Regions from separate parts of the Homo sapiens genome. Here regions 1 and 3 are each linked to region 2. Evidence: chromatin loops called from intact Hi-C (ENCODE). Cell type or tissue: natural killer cell. All regions are shown on one strand.

Evidence for each region. Peaks named below come from ENCODE experiments on the same cell type or tissue, not always from the same donor. Only the 100,000 strongest peaks of a DNase experiment are listed, where the experiment ranks them.
Region 1: a loop joins it to region 2, with 4 times the contacts of the local background. A loop is called at or near these places in 1 of 110 quality-filtered maps.
Region 3: a loop joins it to region 2, with 9 times the contacts of the local background. A loop is called at or near these places in 1 of 110 quality-filtered maps.

Annotation. Positions count from the first base shown.
Region 1 is chr9:8,060,804-8,064,803 of GRCh38, forward strand. No RefSeq gene overlaps it. Among named protein-coding and RNA genes, the nearest start is that of DMAC1, 260 kb to the left of the region's middle. In natural killer cell, no CTCF peak of the experiment used is centred here; no DNase peak of the experiment used is centred here; H3K27me3 peaks cover 160 bases.
Region 2 is chr9:7,974,392-7,978,391 of GRCh38, forward strand. No RefSeq gene overlaps it. Among named protein-coding and RNA genes, the nearest start is that of DMAC1, 180 kb to the left of the region's middle. RefSeq lists an enhancer at 2,360-2,469. In natural killer cell, no CTCF peak of the experiment used is centred here; DNase peaks (open chromatin) are centred at 420 and 2,170; H3K27ac peaks cover 2,833 bases.
Region 3 is chr9:7,120,489-7,124,488 of GRCh38, forward strand. All of the region lies in intron 18 of KDM4C (lysine demethylase 4C), which reads left to right. Among named protein-coding and RNA genes, the nearest start is that of KDM4C, 360 kb to the left of the region's middle. In natural killer cell, no CTCF peak of the experiment used is centred here; no DNase peak of the experiment used is centred here; H3K27ac peaks cover 469 bases.

The sequences.
Region 1 (4,000 bases), 86 kb after region 2:
CCATTACATTTGTTTTAAAGTATTTTTGATTTCCATCTTAATTTCTTCAATAACTTAATTCAGAAGCATGTTATTTAATTTCATGTATTTGTACAGTTCCTAAAGCTCCTTTGGTATTGGTTTCTAGTTTTATTCCTTTGTGGTCTGAGAAGATAACTTGAAATGATTTTGGTTTTTTTTTTTACTTTTTGAGAGTTGTTTTGTGTTAAACATATGGTCAATCCTGGAGAATGTTTTATGTGCTGATTAGAAGAATGTGTATTCTGTACCTGTTGGATGAAATGTTCTGTAAAAGTCTTTTAGGTCCATTTGATCTAATGTGCAGTTTAAATCCTATGTTTCCTTATTAATTTTCTGACTTGATGATCTGTCTAATGCTGAGAGGGGAGTGTTGAAGTTTCCAATTATTATTGTTTTGGAGTCTGTGAAGTCCTTTAGATCTAATAATATTTGTTTTATTCATTTGGGTGCTCCAGTATTGGGAGCATATATGTTTAGAATTGTTATATCCTCTTGCTGAATTGATCCTTTTATCATTATATAGCCACTTTCTTTCTTTCTTTTTTTTTTTTTTTTTTTGCTGTTTGTTACTTTAAGAGTCTGTTTTATTTGATCTAAGTATAGCTATTCTGTTTACATGGAATATATTTTTCCATCCCTTTATGTTCAGTCTATATGTGTCACCACATGTAAGATAAGTTTCTTATAAGCAGGATGTAGTTGGATCATGTTTTTTTAATCCAATCAGCCAGTCTATATATCTTAGGTGGACAGTTTAATCCATTTGCTTTCAAGCTTATTAGTGATATGTGAGAGCTTATTCCCATCATTTTATTTATTGATTTCTAGTTGTTTTTTATATGCTTTGTTTTTTTCTTTCTCTGTCATTATCATTGTGGTTTAGTGGTATTCTACAGTGGTAATATTTGAAGCTTTCTTTTTCTTCTTCGTATGTTTATTCTACCACTGGTTTCTATATTTCCATGTGTTTTCATGATGATAGTTATTGTTCTTTTGCCTCCAGGTGTGGGACTTCCTTAAGCATTTCTTGTAGGGCTAGTCCCCAACTTTTCCTTTTCTGGAAAGATTTTATTTCTTCTTCATTTATGGAGAATAATTTTGCTGGATATTGCATTCTTGGGTGGTAGTTTTTTTTTCAGTATTTTGAATATGTCATCTCATTCTCTCCTGGCCTATAAAGTTTCTGCTGAGAAATCACTGTTAGTCTGATGGAGTTTCCTTTATAGCTGACTTGATACTTTTGTCTTGCTGTTTTTAGAATTTTCTTGTTTTCTTTTACTTTTGATAGTTTAACTATAATGTGCCATGAAGAAAATCTTTTTGAGTTGTATTTGTTGATCTTTGAGCCTCCTATATCTGGATGTCTAAATCTCTTGCTAGACTTGGAAAATTTTCATCTATTATTGTGTTAAATAGATTTTCTAAGACTTTCACTTTTCCTTCACCTTTTGGGACACCAAAATTTTGAGTATTTGGTCACTTTATAGTGTCCCATATGTCATTAAGGCTTTGCTCATTCTTTTTTTATTTTTATTTTTTATTTTTTTTGTCTGGGCTATTTCAAAAGATCCGTCTGCAAGTTCTGATTCTTTTTTCTTCTTGAGCTAGTCTGTTATTGAAGCTCTCAAGCATATATTTTATTTTATTTTGTGAATTCTTCACTGCCAAGATTTCTGTTTAGTTCTTTTCTTATAATATCGCTTTGGTTTAGGGCACTCATAAATTTGTGGTGGCCCCAATGCTGGGGGCAGCAGGGTTGCTACCAGTGGTTGGCACATCAGCCCTGGTGCTGGCAGCCAGCAGTGGCAAAGGCTGTAAGTGGGCGAGCTTGTCCTCGGGGTGCTTGTGAATGTGTGGTGGCCTCACCGCTGAGGTGGCAGGTTTGCTGCCAGTGACTCATGCTTCAGCCTTAGCAGCATAGCCAGCAGCAGCAGTGGCTGTGGATGGAGGATGTAAACTGAGTTCTACGGATGTGGAATTGCAGGGACTGTTGGCTGCCAGGGCAAGATGTAGTCTGGTGGGTGCTGGACTCTCAAAATGGTGTTGTGCTGTAGCTGCTTAAGACTCACAGGGGTAGTGGTGTATGAGACCCAGCATGAGCTTCCTCTCAGGAGCAATGTCATTGCCCAGGCAGCTCCCTGTGTTAGTCTCAGGGCCTGTGAAGGTGGAGGGGTTTTCTTGTAGTTAGGATTGCAGGAGTTTTTGTTGGAAATGTGGACCACTAGAGGTCTTTCACTTGCCCTTTCCCCACATTAGAGAGCCTGCCAGGCTCCGAGGAAATCCTGACCAACAGGCTGCCTTGCTCCCACCTCCTTACTTGCCTTAGGTGTTTCTTGTCACTTCTCTGTTGAATTCTAGTGCTCTCTTTTAGATGATCTGTTCAATGTTTGATTATCTACTCACCATTTTGGTTCTTCTCTGTGGAAGACACCAGTACCTGAAGCCTCCAGTCTGCCATTTGGAAGTTCCTCCCTCCCATTCCTTTTCAGAGGCTCTTTGTCTCTGACCCACATGTTCACTCTTGCTCTCCTATCTTATCTTTTTCCTAACCCTCCACTCCACCACCAGAATCTTTCATGGTAAATATATCTTCCATATCCTCAGGCTTCTTTCTTAGTATTTCCTTGCCTTCATTCTCCCCTGAGTTTACAACTGCTCCTTGCAGCTTTCTCCCTATCAAAAAGAAGAAACTCCAATTTTCAGCAAATATATTCATGTGGACTGGTATCTTGTAGTAATTGTTAATCACAACAGGAGGTGTTATATCATGCTCAGAGTGACCAAGGCAAGAGACTTAGAAAGAGTCTAGTATTTGTAATTCTAGCTTTGTATCCAAGAGAGTGCCCAGCTGTGGATAAGGTATGTATCAAAATTGCAAGGGCAAGGGATCCATTCTGATAAATCAATGATGATTCCAACAGTGATATTATGTCAGGGGAGTTTGGTAAGGAAAATAGAAGCAACTCTACATATTCCAAGTTTGAATGGTTTTGACTAAGGAAATTAAGCTTATCAATCATTGGAAAGCACAAAGGAATTAAGGTCAAGGAGTACCAAAGTACACTCTGGTACTTAACCTTGAAGCAAAAGATTCTCAATAGCTCACCTAGAAGCCATTGCAAACCTTAGGAATCTCTAGGAAATTTGCACCAGCTAACCAGCTCGTCTACATGAGTAAAATGGGTGGCTTTAAAGGATTTGTTAGATATCTGCTGTGTTCCCACACACTTGCATGTAGAATATTTGACCTCCTTTTCTAATGTCTTCCAACTCTTGTTTAAGTGCCTCCTATTGGCCAACTCTAACCTGGAACAATAAAGGGAAGGAAGAAAATTCTGGGAAATGTTGCTTCCATGCAGTGATGAATTAGAAGGAGCTGGTGGTGATACAAAATTGACAAGGGACTAGTCAGACCTTTCCCACTGGGCTTCAGGAAAACTGAACATATTCATAAACCAAAGGAGGCATCAACTAGATCCAGGCCAAAATATTAATTTCTTCCTTCAGCCAGGTTATATAGCAGAAATAGATTTGGGGCCCCAGAGGAAAGAAATCCAGTTAAATTTCACATTGCCAGAATTAAGCAATTAATGTATGCAATGTGAGGCTTGGCAAATAAGCATTTTTTTTAAATTTTAAAATATTCCCATTCCTTTTTTGGAAATTTATATAGTATGTGCCACTCCTCAATCTTTCTGCTATTTCTGAATTGCATTAAAACATTAATTAAATGAATTCAGCAATCAATCCTAACAGGCTTTCCCCTTGGAATAAAGTAAAAGTTAATTTATTTCTACTTAATTACCTCATTTCAGCCTTGCCATGTTTATTAATAATGAATATCTGTTCCTTTTTAAATGGCATTGATCACTAATTTTCACTGACGCTGAGGAGATTTGACATGACAAATGTCCAGAACTAGAAGTTCAGAGTTATTGTTCAACTGGATATACTTACAGCATAATCAATTTGTAAGCAA
Region 2 (4,000 bases):
TCCCCTTCCCCCAAATGTAGGCAGGGCAAAATAGAACCAGTAGGAATGAAAAATGTTAATTGTTTCAGGTTCTGTAATTTTGGGTTTAATGACTCAGGCTATGTGCTACTGAGTAAAATACTCATCTGGAGAAAAAGACTGTTGCATGACATATTTCTGATTAAGGACAATTTAAACTAATTCTAAGAAAACTCTTACATACTGCACATGCCATAAAATAAGCAATCCATTTAGAAGCCAAATGAACACATATGAGCAAAGTGGGTGAATTACGGCTGCCTTGGGAGCCTTGGTGTTACTTCTCCTTACGCTTGTAGGCTTAAATGATTGCTGCAGCATAGATATTGACAAATGGATATAGTTACACAGTGAGGCCTCGTGGGTTGACACAAATGCTGGTTGCTGTGAAAATACTCAGCAGTCGGAGGAACAGGAAGTGTCCATGGCTGCATTTGCAAATTTGTTCAGTTGCTCTCAAATTGCTAGCTTTCTGATGTGATCTCTGCTCATTTCCCCCACCCTAGCACCTGCCTCACTCTAGCACCCGTTTATGCCATTGCCCCCAAAAGAAGCCTTGCCATTTGACCAATTGTCCCATGCCCATTTTCAGACACCTCAGAATCTCTTCTCCCATCTCCGCTGTAAACTCAAGTTTCTTAAACCTTTCCAGAGCAAGTCCAGTCCAATCCAATCACATTGTTCCGTTGGGAATATCTTTGCTAATGGCAGCAGTGGGTGGAGAGAGGTCCTTGCCGTTATTTTGTCAATGTGTCTTGATCCTGTCTTTTCCAATTAATGATAAGTTCCTTGATGACAGGACCCATCTCTTTTTCCTCCTTCACTTCCCACAGTGGCCATAGAATAAATATAGACAGTATAGCCTATTAGGGAAAAGTGATTTACACAGAAATGAAGCATTCTTACTTTTTATTTCCAGTTGCCCAAAGACTTAGCAAAGTTGATCCTGCTACCTAATGAGGCATCTCTCATTCCCACAGTCTCTGCCTAGCTCCCCGCATATTAGAAAAATGTGACAATTTACAACTTTGTTGGGGAGCTAGGAACATTCGTTCCTGGAGCAGGTTAAACTGTTAGCAGGGTGGAAACTATTTCTTCAAACTAGATGTAATCTGCAATTCTAGTAAAGCACTTAGCAACAATTCCAGTTGATCCTCACTTGTGAGTTTATATGCGTAATACCCACAAGGGCCGTACCCATGTTTGTTTTGTTTATTTTTGTATCAAAAACCTTAGCCTAGAAACTAGTGCAAAGGAGTCGAAGACCCTGTCCATTCATATATTCAGCAAATACATTGAGCACCCACACACCCACAAAGTGTGTGTCTTTTGTTCACTGCTGTCTTCCCCATACCTAGGGAAGGTAGGGACTGCCTTCTTGGTTAACTTCTGGCTCAAAAAAAGTAAGAGCTAAGAATTAGCAATGCTTACTCTGTGCCTGGCACTTTTTAAAGTATATTACATGTATTTTAGATGTTTAATCTTTATAGTATCCTACAAATTAGGGATTATTAATATCCTTATTTTTACAGATGTGAAAATTCAGACACTTTTCTGCATAAATATGTACATAGTACTTATGTGTTGTAATATACACATTACAATATAGCATATATTTGTCATATAACATAACATGTATATGCACATAAATACATACTATAATACACATAGCATATATTATATGTAATACATATCATATATACATATATACATGTACATATGTTCATGTATTGATATAAACATATATTCACACACATACCCATATAACACTGATAAAAATGAAGTTGCTCTAGTGTAAGCGTGATGGCAAGAAGGGCTGAAATCTGCTGGCCTTTCGTCTTGTCGTCACCCATCCCCTCCATATCCTCTAAGGCACTTTCTCAGAGCCCAGTTTGAAACCACTCATCTAGCCCTTGTCTCTCATTTTACATTTGAAGAAAGTGAGGCTCAGAGAGGGAAAGTGACTTATTTAAGGTCTCACAGCTTCATTAGCTGTGGGCTAAAGGCTGAGCCAAGACTAGAATGCCCCAATTTTCAGATAAAAAAAGCTGAAGCTCAGGGATATTGTCATTTACCCATGAGCTCACAGGCAGGAAGTGGTGAAACTATCATTAAACTACGGTTGGCCTTGTTCTTTTGTGGTTTCATTTCACTAAGCCTCTGACACCCTGACCTCAACTTCCTTCTGTAGATATGTCACCTGGCCTCCTTCAGTCTAAGACACTACACACTGGCCACACACTTTGTCATCCTCATAGACTGACAACCTGCTCTCACATACCCTGCTTTCTTACTGTGTAGGCTCTCTTTTCTTGCTCAGAATGTCCTTCCCCACTTCTTCATGTGCCAACTCCTAGTCATCCTACAAGAACCACATTCACTTTAAGTTTCTTTTGAAGCCTTTTCAGTGTCCCATACCCTGATCCCATTACCTCTTCTATGTATGCAGGGCTTGCTTCATGCTTGTGTAACCCAAGGGCCCTGCATTTGATTTAACACATTTTAAAATTCTTAACAATTTATGAAAAAGGAAACCCATATGTTCATTCTGCCCTGGACCCTGCAAATTATGCAGCCAATCCTGTGTGTGTTTTTTCATGTTGCGTAGACTCTATTACAGTCAGTAACATATTGAGAAAGAGTGTGTGTCTCCTCTGATAGTCTATGAGCTCCTTGAAGCAAGAGGCTTGTCTTAGTCATTGCTGTATCCTCACACCAGACTCTACGGGATGCTCAGGATTCACCTGTTGATCTGTGAGGAAGCCCAAGGCTCAGTTAATGCCCCCCACCCTCCTTCCATAACAGTCTCCTGATTAGGAAACAGTGCTTGACCTCTAGACAATCTGAGTATCCACTCCAGGAAGTGGAACATTGCCTTCCCAATGTTGAAACTGTTAGCACTCAATCATGTTTCAGGAACATATAGAAGGTATGTGCCTATTCTGCTTCAATTGCTTTCCAAAATAAGTATACGAAAGTGGATAGAAAATATTTTAGTTTGATGAAGTAAGAATGTTATGAGGCAAAAGGAACTGACTTATCCCACTGGGTGGGGATTAGGTCTGGAATAAGATTGCACCATGACTAAAATGACTTCTTTAGCCAATGACATTCCTGAAGATTGGATCAGAGTAAAGTTAAACTAACCTACTCAAGGAAGACTTTCCTAAATCAGCCCCTTTGCTGTATAATTTAGTATGGAGAGCTGATTGTGGGTTTTTCTTGTTTCATTGTTTAATACATAGAGGTTTCACATTTCATTTTGAAACAGAAAGAGGGACTGGAAGAGATAAGTTAGTATGAGTGAGGAAAAGATTAGAAGGTAGAGATAGGATCGCAATGCTGTTATCACCTTTGCTTTATTGATAATCTCAGGAAGGACTAGACTGCTAAGAAAGAGGAGCCCAGATTGGAATAAAAGAGACGATGCCAGGATCAGCCTGTGAGAGGATGTCTCACTTAGTACACCTCAAGGATCATGTCAGCTGAGCATCTATACCCCGCGTGATGAATATTGCATACAGACTCTGCCTTCAAGTCATCCCCCATTCGACAAGCATTTATTTAAGGTTCTTACATTCCAGGACTTGTACTAGATGCTAGAAACAAACAGATAAGGAAAACGTAGGAAAATGCTTCTCTCAGGAAGCAATATTGTATATGAGTGGTGAAGAGCTTCAAATCTGGGGCCAAACTGCTGGGTTTGAAATTTGGCTTGGCCACCTACTGGCTGTGAAATCTTGGGCAACTTTCTTAATCACTCTGTGCCTCAGTTTCTTCATCTGTAAAATGAAATAGCCATAGTACTTATTACAAATAGGTAATAATTAGTGAGAATTAATTTGAGTCAATACATAAAAATGACTCAGAATAAAAGACCAGCTAAGAATATATACACACATACTTAGCTACTTATAATCTAGTAGGAAAGATGGGTATGTTATCAGAGGACTTACCATGCAAGACATTTGAAGACAAATCC
Region 3 (4,000 bases), 850 kb before region 2:
AGAGGTGGCTTAGTATGATGGGAAGGACAGGAATAGTAATGAATTCCAAAAAGACCTGATTAGTTTTTTTCTTAATACAGCCCCAAACCTGAGAATGAAATTATTTATTTGATTGAAACAACATGTCTTTGGAATCAGTGGTGATTATTAAAAACAGTAAAAGTGCAATTTTTTTCTTATATCACATTTGCCTTAAATATGAGATGTAGGTAAGTCAGATGAAATTTTATGACCAAATTTTTATCATTTCACTTTACAAAGTGTTCGTTCTCTCAAGTCTTTCTTACATCATATTTACTGAACTGAAGAATAAATGTTGGAGATGGTGTTTTCTTCCTAACTCACTTGGTCAGCTGTTTTTCATTTTTGTTTTCAGCATATCAGTTGAATAGTTCTGACTATACATGGGCTGGCTGATATTTAAGGAATTTTTAAAAATTGGAAGGACTCTTAGTTTTTTATATGTAGTATTTCAGAAATTATTAAATATATAATCCATGAAAAATACAGAGAAACACATAAAGAAGTACTAAATAAATCCCATTACCCAGAGTTATACATCACTAACATTTTAGTATGTATTTTCTCAGTGTTCCTTTTTTCTAGGCATACATATCTGTGTGAGTGACACATCATCACAAGATTTAGCGGTTTAAACCAGTGATAACTATTTAGCTCATGATTCTGTGGGTTATCAATTTAGGCTAGGCTTGGCTGAGGGGTTCTTCTGGTCTAAGCTATGCTGCCTCATGCATCTGTGGTCAGCTGCAGAATAGCTTGTCTGATCTTGGCTGGGTTCTCTCACAGGTTTATGGCCTGTGGTCAGTGTGATCTCTCATCTCCAACAGGGTAACTTGGGCTTGTTCACACCCCAGAGTCTGAGGTTCTTAGAGAGAAAGCAGAAGTGTTCAAGCCCTCTTGAACGAAGGACTATGAATCTGTGTACCATTACTTCTGCTATATTCTTTTGGCCAGTGCAAGCTAAGCCACAGTCTAGGCCAGATTCAAAGGGTGGGAAATAAACTTCAGTCCTTGATAGGAGGATCTACAAAGTCGTATGCACAGGATGTGGAAACGGGGAGGAGTGAAGATTTTTGGGCAGTTTGGAAATTTACCACAGTGTACACGTGTGTTTACATATGTGTACGTAGATGAAAAGTGAGAGCATATACATTCTGCATTTTTATCACCAGACATGCTCCAAATCCAAGTTACTAATCCAACCCTGTGGATATATTGGGGAAAGTAAGTAAATCTTAAATGGGAAGTGCCTCAACAAGTATCTAGAACAATACCTTCCATTCAATCAATGGAAGGCTTAAAAAAAAAAAAGGAAATGTAATTTCTTTAGGCCACTGCTTGAATTCTATTGGTGTTACTTCCTGGTTGGCTTTATTTCCTTGCTCATGTTTTTCTATGTTTACTTCCTGGTTGGTTTTATTTCTTCACTCATTTTTTCCCATGCTTATTTTCTGGTTGGTTTTATTTCCTTTTCTTTCCATGTTTATTCTTTTGGTTGATGGTCTGGAGCACCTATGTTGTGTTAGTCTATTTTCGCATTGCTATGAAGAACTACCTGAGACTGGGTAATTTATAAAGAGAAGAGGTTTAATTGACTTATGGTTCTGCAGGCTGTATAGGAAGCATGGATGGGGAGGCCTCAGAAAACCTACAATCATGGCAGAAGGCAAAGGGGAAGCAGCTCATCTTATATGGTCTGAGCAGGAGGAAGAGATAGCAGTGGGAGATGCCACACACACACACACACACACACACACTCTCTCTCTCTCTCTCTCTTAAACAGCCAGATCCTGTGAGAACTCTATCACAAGACAGCACTAGGGAGATGGTGCTAAACCATTAGAAACCACCCCCGTGATCCAGTCACCTCCCACCAGGCCCCACCTCCAATATTGGGGATTCCAATTCAACATGAGCTTTGGGTGGGGACACAGAGCCAAACCATATCACCTGTCATGGGAGAGCACTGCTCTAGACTACTTCTAAACTGTTCTGAGATCTTGGAAAAGTCACTTGACTTTGTCAAGAGTATCAGTAGATGTTACATCATCTATTTAGTCAAAATAAAAACTACCTCACAAAATTATTGGGAGAATTTAATTACCTCATGAATATGGACATATGCTGGAAACTAGATGTGTTATCGTTCCTAGGAATTATTTATGCTTTTATGGAATGTCTGTAACGTTTTTTTACTTAACATTTTGGCCATGTCCCCAGCATCTCTAACTGGCCCTACCATTTTTTAAAATGACGTGTATATTTTTTTAAGCCACTGTTGGTTCATTTCTGCTTAGTTCATATTAAAGAAAATTCAAGTTTTACAGCCTTAGCTTACACACTAATCTTCAGAACACCATAGCCATTTCTTTAATCTGATGGATGCCCTCGCATGATGCCTGTCTTCTCTGATCAGAAATGACATTCTTAACATCAATAGATTCTTAGACTTTTCTGACAGGAAATATTTTTGAGGATATGTAATCAGTTATGGGGTATGCTTGTCAATACATTTTTCCTGCAAAAATAAATCAGAAATCCTATCAAAATAGCATTATGAAAGAATCCATTTCCCTTAATACTCCTCATGAAATGGTCATGCCTGAAGTTTCTGAGAATTTTTATTTAGATGAAGGTTGTGTATTTAATTTATATACTGGCCATTTTTCTAACCAGCCAATCTGCATAAATTTCATATCCTAAGCAGGAAGAAAATGGTTGTGATCTGGAGCCAGCCTCTTCCTTATAAAGCCTGCATCACCTTCCTTTTCCCTTGGCTAGCCTCTTCTACTTTCCAGACCCTGTGAGTTTCACCATAAACCTTCTTTATTCCCTTCCGCTACCCACATACATGCACACCTAGCCAAAGAAAGAGAAACCAAAGAAACAGAACCTGTAGGGATAAATAGGGATATCACTCTACAGTGCCCCTTTGCTTCTCTTTGCCCTTTTCTGGACAGGAGCAGATAGAATTCATTCCTCTTCCATTTTGAAAGTTTGTCTGTGCCTATTCACTTACCCACTCATTTATCCATCCATTCATTCATTCACTGTTCATCTGTCAGGAACAGTGTTACAGACACCGTGCTGGGTTCTGTGGATAAAAAGACAAGTTCTGGCACTGATTCGTAGAGTTTACCCTGTCATTAAAGGGATGGTAACTGAAAGAGTCATGTGGCCAGGGTCTTAAGAGAGTTGTTAACAAAGGCTTTGGGAGCCCTGGGGATGGAGAGGAGACCACATTATGCCTTCCTTCCTGGGGACAATAGCCATGTGCCTGAATTTGACAAGAGTAGAGTCGGAGGCTACTGGAGCGGGTGAGGTGAAGGGTGGGTGCCTGGATTGTTTTCCTGGCAGTGATTTGGGGCTGGACTGATCCTTGTCAGTGAGAAGTCAGGGTGCTGCCCACTCATCCATGCCAATGACTCAGATACCATAGGAAAGTGGTTGACTCACCTGAGCTGAAGGTCTCAGTATGTTCTTCATTTCCTAGATGAAGCCGGTTAGGATTTGCTGAGAGTCTGCTCCCAATGAGGCTGGGCCTCCTTTGTGCTTCATCCTGTTTCATAGCACCCCTTTGATTTAGGTGTAATTTCTTCCACAGATGACCAAACTGAGGCTGACGAGGGTTATGTAACACCCCCAAGATCATCCAGCTAGTAAGAGTAATCAGCTTATAATGCAAATCCCCACACATTGTCCCCTTGGAGGGCAAACAATTTTTATTCAACTTCCAATTTTAACAAAATATACACTAAATAACTAATATCATAATAAAATACAATGCTTGTAATGCTGACAATGACTGTTTTTCAGTTTGACAGAGAGGGCAACATCTGCAAGAAAGTTCTGCCAAGATGAAGCTGTGTGTGTCCCTAATCCACATCACTCAGGGCCACTGTCTGTGGCCACACAGGTTGTGAATGTGGCCTCCTAGAGTTAGTTGTAACCTGTAAGAAGTAGCTGTCACAGGCCCAAT